Linked DNA regions of Mus musculus: region 1 is linked to region 2. A link is a contact called in ENCODE POLR2A ChIA-PET data. All regions are on one chromosome and are shown on one strand. Each heading gives the region's core, a stretch centred on a gene start or an enhancer-like site at or near the end of the contact. The rest is flanking DNA. Distances are from core to core; before and after follow the strand shown. Region 1 holds the start of Frmd8 (FERM domain containing 8). Region 2 overlaps Neat1 (nuclear paraspeckle assembly transcript 1 (non-protein coding)).

The links. ChIA-PET counts read pairs that join two places held with the same protein, here RNA polymerase II (POLR2A).
Region 1: POLR2A ChIA-PET joins it to region 2 with 17 read pairs in Patski. The contact joins the promoter of Frmd8 here to the enhancer-like site in region 2. POLR2A ChIA-PET finds 5 or more read pairs at or near these places in 4 of 5 experiments (Patski and embryonic stem cell).

The regions. Positions count from the first base shown.
Region 1 is chr19:5,873,238-5,876,616 of GRCm38, reverse strand. Frmd8 (FERM domain containing 8) reads left to right here and starts at 1,409. Exons shown (of 11, transcript NM_026169.4): 1 at 1,409-1,526; 2 at 1,823-1,907; 3 at 3,281-3,379. The coding sequence starts at 1,823.
Region 2 is chr19:5,821,794-5,825,136 of GRCm38, reverse strand. It overlaps Neat1 (nuclear paraspeckle assembly transcript 1 (non-protein coding)), which reads left to right. Exons shown (of 1, transcript NR_131212.1): 1 at 1-429. Among named protein-coding and RNA genes, the nearest start is that of Malat1, 21 kb to the right of the region's middle. Within about 2 kb of position 1,733, at least 2 of the 3 ENCODE cell types and tissues checked have a DNase peak (open chromatin) inside an H3K27ac peak, as active enhancers do.

The sequences.
Region 1 (3,379 bases), core at 160-2,659, 52 kb before region 2:
GACAGAGAGAAAAGGGCTTGGCCCATGTGCAGCACATGGTGGATAAGAAGGAACTGAAGATTCCTCCTCTCCGCCTATAGTGGTTTATGTCTTCTATAGCAATGCTGAGGCCTTCTGTAATATTTGTTCTTTTGTTGTTTTGTTTTTGTCTTGGTAGTTTTTGTTTGTTTGTTTGTTTGTTTGTTTGTTTTAGAGATAGAGCCTCACATATCCGAGGCTAACTTTGGACTAGCTGTGTGACCAAGTTTGGCCTTGACTCGTGCTGATCCTCCTGTCTCCAGCATCCAAGTGGTAGGATTATTTGCTTCCATGGTTGGCCTGCCTACTACAGTTTTGCTTGTCCCCACCCTCCTGCCCCCCATACAGGGTCTCACTGTATAGCTCTGTGTGCTCTGGAAATCAGAGATCTGCCTGTCTCTGCCTCTCTCTGCTAGGATTAAAGGCTTGTGTGCCATTAAGTTTGTCCCTAAATGAACTAAATTGAAAACTCTACAAAACAAAAACAAATACTGAAGGCAGGAGCTTTCATCTGCTTTCCAGCAAAGAAACCAAGTGGCAAGGAGAACTCACGTCCCTGCACCAGATCCCAAGTGACTGCTGGCACCAGGAACAATTTCTGGCTCAAGTGGCATGTATATGGACTTGTTTTTCTCCATACATTCCAGGCCTTAGGCACACACGTGATGGTTTGTCAGAACAATTTGGTGATAAGATTTTGGGAAGCACAATGCCTGGCACTTCGGGATCTTGGAGGCTATGTCTCTAAGACAGCCAGGCTTATGTGACTGCACCCTGGAAGCACAGCAAGTCCCATGTTTCCAACCTACATTCGTAATGAGAGTGAAAGGGATTGTTGGGAGTCATTCAGTCCAATCTCATGCTACAGGTGAAAAACAGATCTAGCTGGGAAGGGACTTGTCCAGGGCCCCGATTCCTACCCAAGGCCAAGAGCCAGTACCCCTTCAGGCCTTCAGAACAGGCCTGAGAGGACTGCGGCACCATCCACCCACAAGGTGGGTCATTTTAGAGAGGGGCCCAGTCAAGTCACACGGAGCGGTAGCTGCACAGCTCTTGCCCTCATCCTTGGTTCTAATGAATCTTCCCCACATCCTATTACAGACCAAGGGTCTTATGCATGAAGCAACACTACTCATGTAGTTGGCTGTGCGGGGAGTGAGGGCGACGGGAGAGGGACAATACAGGACTCGGGGGCGTGGCTAGACCGGGTCTTTGAGACTTGCGTGATCTAAGTAAGCTGGGAACCAGGGTGGGTAGGAAGGACCAAAGATCGAAATGCGGGAGTACGCGTGCGCCGAGGCTTCTGGCTCCGATTGGCTCCTTCAGTCGGAGAGGCGGGGCCTCGGGTTTGTGCTTCCTCCCGCGGCAGCTTCTGCGGCGTAACGCCTGCGAATCGACCCTGGGCAGGACCGGAGACCCCGCCGGCCGGTGTGGTGGTGGGTCCAGAACTGGAGGCCTGAGTCGGGTGGCATTCTGGAGTGAGGCAGTGGGCTCTGCGACCCTGCAAGGTGAGAGCGTAGCCACACCCTGCCCGTGTCCCCGCCCTGGACAGGGGCGCGTCCCGACTTGTTTGGCCATTTCTTGAGAAACTTGAGACCCCTGCACCTGACGGTCACTTCCCTGACTCAGCCCACCCGATCTGCACTCGGCTGAGGGTCACTCTCTACTTTCACCCTACACATTTGATCCCTGAACATAGGTTAAGAATTGTAGACCGAGACCCCTTTGCTTCTTGGTTGAGAGCTTGAGGAGACCATCTCCTTAAGACCCCCCCCCCATTAATTGTCTAGAGTTCTTTTTGCAGATGGAGGGGGCAGAAGGCAACGCGGGGCAGCCCGGCCCTGCGGAGCGGTCCCACCGAAGTAGCGTCTCTTCAGTGGGTGCCCGAGGTAGGTCTCTACTTTCTTCTTTCATCTCTTTTGAACTCTTTGGTTCCAGCCTGGGGACGTGACTCCAGTTTGTCTTTTTCAGTAAGTTAATCATGTAGTAAATAATAAGATTTGTTTAGATGTGGCGGACTCAGAAATCAAAGGACTTAGCTGAGATCTGTCTCTAGCTTAGTGACTGAGCCACACTCCTGAACTTTCTCTTGTTTTCAAATGAAGACACATGATTGGAAAAGGGCACCACTTCCTTTGTCCCATTTCTTTTTTTGCAGACAGCTCTTTGAAAGCAGGGATTCTCCACCTCTTCATTTTATTGGGAGGAAATTAGGACCTAGAGAGGTTGTTAGGTCTCAGACTACTGGAGCAGACCAAGGTTGATCATGAACTTGACCCTTCAGGGCTGGTTTTTCTGCCTGTAAAGTGGATCTGAGCCAGTCTCCTGGTCTCTCCAAGTAGCTGTTGGAGCAGAAAAGACCAGAATCTCAAAAGCTCCTTCATTATGATGTCCACTCTCACCAGCCGTACTGGATTGGCGGTGACCTTTTGAAGAAGCGCTATTAACTGTTTTTACAGATTTACAGCTGGATCACAGAGTCAGAAAAGGATGCAGGCTGAGAACGAGGCCTCCACACTCCATGCTCCTTTACTGCGCCTGTAGTTCAGGGATGGGGAATTTGAGTCTGGCCAACCTGCCAAGCATCTTTGGCTCTGGCTTCAAATGGGAATCCAGCTTGTTATAAGGGAACACTGGCTGTTTGAGTTGTTTATTCTTTCCTGGACTGCTTAAAGCTATCTGCAGAAGCCACAGCATTGATTCTTAAAGTTTTGAAGAGTCCCAGTGAAGCCGAGACCTGGAACCTGCTGTAACCCAAGGTGGCCTTAGAAATCCTCATTGTCCTCCTAGTCAGACCCAGTCAGAGTCAGGTCACTAGTTGGCCTTGTTCCCAGCCTGATAGGGAACTGTCACCTCAGGATGGGTTACCCCGTGTTGTTTCTCCACCTGAGAAATATTGGAAACAACAATATTTTGGTGCTGCAGAGGAAGGGGGGTGGTTTTTATCACCCTACTTTGAGCCTCAGGGGTGAAATGGGGCTGGTACCTGGCCCGAGTTTCTGGATGGTTTGAGGTCCTTGAAGGCAGCATTTTTTATTTGTTTATTTTTAAAATACTGGGTCTTGCTATGTAGCCCAGGCTGACCTGGGACTTGGAATCCTCCAGCTTTAGCCTCCTGCGTCCTGTCTTGGACTGCAGATGTATGTCACCGTAAGCCGTAGCGTCACGATGTGTCAGTGTGGCCTGGCTCGTGATAAGGAGCAAAGGGGTGGTGGGAAATGCTGATTGGACCTCACCCGACCCTGCCCGACCCGTATTCCAGCAGCCGATGTCCTGGTGTACCTGGCGGATGATACAGTAGTGCCCCTGGCCGTGGAGAATTTGTCCTCAATCAGTGCCCATGAGCTGCACCGCGCAGTCC
Region 2 (3,343 bases), core at 484-2,983:
TTGTGAGTTATTGGCATAAAGTTGGAAGCCGTGGGAAAAGTATAAAATGAGAATAGCAACCCTCTTCCCCTCTCCTACCTCCCCACCACACAGAGGCAGCCCTCGGGTGGCTTAGGGAGTGTCTACACACACAGAGCTTACTGCACCAGACCCTGTCTCAGAGCAATTAGGCTGTGACTTGTGGTTCATTTTTTGGAGTCTGATTTCATGCATGCACTTCTCATGTAGGGTGGGGAACACTCACTTGGAGGCAGGGGGACATGAGTCCCCTGGAGCCTTTGGCAGGGCATCAGGACCGGCAGGAGTGAGCCTGGGAGGGGCACGGAGCCGCCGCAGGTGTTTCTTTTCCTGACCGCGGCTCATGGCCGCGCTCAGGTTTTGCTTTTCACCTTTGTCTGAGAGAACGAACGTGAGCAGGAAAAAGCAAAAGGCACTGGTGGCGGCACGCCCGCACCTCGGGCCAGGGTTCGAGTCCCTGCAGTACCGTGCTTCCTTCCTGCTCTGGCTCCAGGCCCCTCTTTCCTGTTCCCCAAAGGACTTAGCAGTTCCTAGGAGAAAGTTTGGCAGTTGCCCAGGGTTCTGCCAGGCCCTCTGTGTCCTTTGCAAAAGCAGGAGGCCACTGTGAGCCGCATGATAGCTTATATCTCTTCCAGTTCAGGGTATGGAGACAAACCCAGGTCACAGCTTTTCTCACAGTGGCATTAAAGCTGAACTGGGCCAGAATCTACACTGTCTTTCTCTCCCTCGTAAGCGCCAGCAGATCACCAGTTCCTGAGTTCAGTGACCTTCAGCACCTGGCGTCTTAACTGTGGTTTCTGTCTAGTCCTTTGACTCCTTGGTTGTCTCGTCTCTCTTCATAGTTCTGCTGGCTGACTGTTCTACCCTCTCTTTCTGGGCTTTCCTTCCAGGCTGCTGGTGTTTGATGGATACAGCATTTGGAATCCTTGAGATGCCTTCAGGGACCGAGTGCACCATGAGGCCAGAACCTGAGGCTCTCTTTTACTATCAAAGTCCATGAGACTCTGGAGACAGGCTCTCCACGTCTAACTAAATAGGAGCTCAGCAGTTGTCAAAGATGCTGGCCAACAAGCTCTGGGATTTGCCTGCCTCCGCACCCTCAGCTTTAAGGTTACGACATGTAGGACCACTACTAACCATTTAGGTAGATTCCAGCGATTCCCAATTCAGGGTCCTGAGGTAGCACAGCTGGCCCTCCCTCCCAGCTACCCTTCTTGAAACTTCTGAGGATACATTCATGTTTGCTATGTTTGGAAACTAAGCCAGAGAGTAGCAGAGAACACCTGGGCCTCCCTCCCAGCTACCCTTCTTGAAACTTCTGAGGATACATTCATGTTTGCTATGTTTGGAAACTAAGCCAGAGAGTAGCAGAGAACACCTGGGCCTGACTGTGCAGGGGAGTGAGCAAGACAGGCCTTGCAGTTCCCTAGCCAGCTGAGTCATGCAAACAACTGTGATCTCAGCATCTAGAGGCTGAAGCAGGAGGATCTGGGCTGGAGAAGGCAGGTCTCCGGCTAGTCTGTCAACCTGACACACAAGCTAGAGTCACTTGAGAGGAAGGCGCCACAGTTGAGAAAATGGCCTCCATGAGATCTGACTATAGGCAGGCATGTTGGGCATTTTCTCAGTAAGAACTGAGTTGGGAGGGCCCAGCAGCCTCTCGTGGGTGGTGCTGGCCCTGCGCTGGTGGTCCTTGACTCTGATGAGCAAGCTAGCGGTAAGCAGCAAGCAGCGCACTGCCGCCTCAACGTCAGCTCCTCCCTCCCAGCTGGTTCCTGAGCTCTTTGAAGCCTTGGCTTCCCACCATAGGCTCTGACTTAGGACACGTAACCCTTTCTTCCCCAAGTTGCTGTGGTCATGATGTTTCATCACAGCAGTAGTAACTCTTAAGACAGCAGTTCTCTCATCAAAATCTATAGTTTTGGGAAAGTCTCTAAATGTACTACCAACCTTGTTTTTTGGCTTCTGTAGTTTTTTGCTTCTGTGTAACTGATCTCGTTAACCGAAGTACATCAACCCAGAAACCCGGGGGGTTTGTGCTTAAAATTTCACCTGAGAAAGGCTCGGGCCTACACTGGGATCCTGAGCACCCCGTGTAGTTGCCAACCAGCTGGTAAGGACTTCCTATTGGCCTGAGCCTATGTCCTAACAGTCTTCTCTATAGGTACCCCACACTGCTGCAGCTCCCCACTGACTCTAGAAGGAATTCTAGAATGACAACTTAGACCCATGGCGCTCAGGATACCTTGGCTCTGGACATCCAGTTGTCAATTAATAAAGCGGGAGAGAGACTGGGGGGCATCAATCTGAGCAGTGGTAGGGTTTCCGGGGCACAATGGGCACAGTGCCAGCCTTAGCCTGGCACTGTGCCTGTGGGATCCCAGCTCCAACCTTCTGAAAAGACCGGGTCAGGATGCTCTGTGCCTCTTGCAACAAAGAGCAGCTTTGTGGTCCCCACCTGGAGGGCACATGAGGTCCACAGCCTGGACTTTTTTCTGCCTCAGGAATTTCAGCCTCGAGGCTCAGCTCTGACCCTGACCTCTCGCCTTAGGCATCTCTCCACTGTGTGAGCCCCAAGTCTAATCCTGGTCAAGATCCTGTCAGTTAGAACTACTGCTCTACCTCCAGAGTCCCCGCCTGGAATATCCTAACCAATTTACCTAGAAGCTCCTCCTTCTGGACCTAATTAGAGTCCCACACATTTTAGCGCTGTCGGAAGCCACCCACAGCTGGTGACAATCACTGACGCAGGCTTGGGAGCCTCAGTCACAGTCATCTCTAGCTGCGTCACCGATATTTATAGTTGTACCTAACTCCAGAAAAGGAAGCAGTGTTCCTGAACCAAGCTGGCAAAGGCACACTCCTGGGAACTCCGCTTGGGCACACTCCTGGGAACTCGGCTTGGGCACACTCCTGGGAACTCTGCTTGGGCACACTCCTGGGAACTCGGCTGCTTGGGTACACTCCTGGGAACTCTGCTTGGGCACACTCCTGGGAACTCTGCTTGGGCACACTCCTGGGAACTCTGCTTGGGCACACTCCTGGGAACTCGGCTGCTTGGGCACACTCCTGGGAACTCGGCTGCTTGGGCAGTGTGGCTGGACTTCGAGCCCCACCCCCACACTTTCATTACTTATAAAATTTACCAGTTGTCAGAGTGTTTTAAATACAAGCCTGTTGTGCTCATCTTTTAAATTTATTTTTTGCTATATTGGAAATTCAATCCAGGGCCTTGTATATTATATTCTATTATATATTATATTATATTCTCGTCAGCTTTTACTGCCTTGAGATCGGGCCTACTAGCTTGACTGACTTTGAGCAC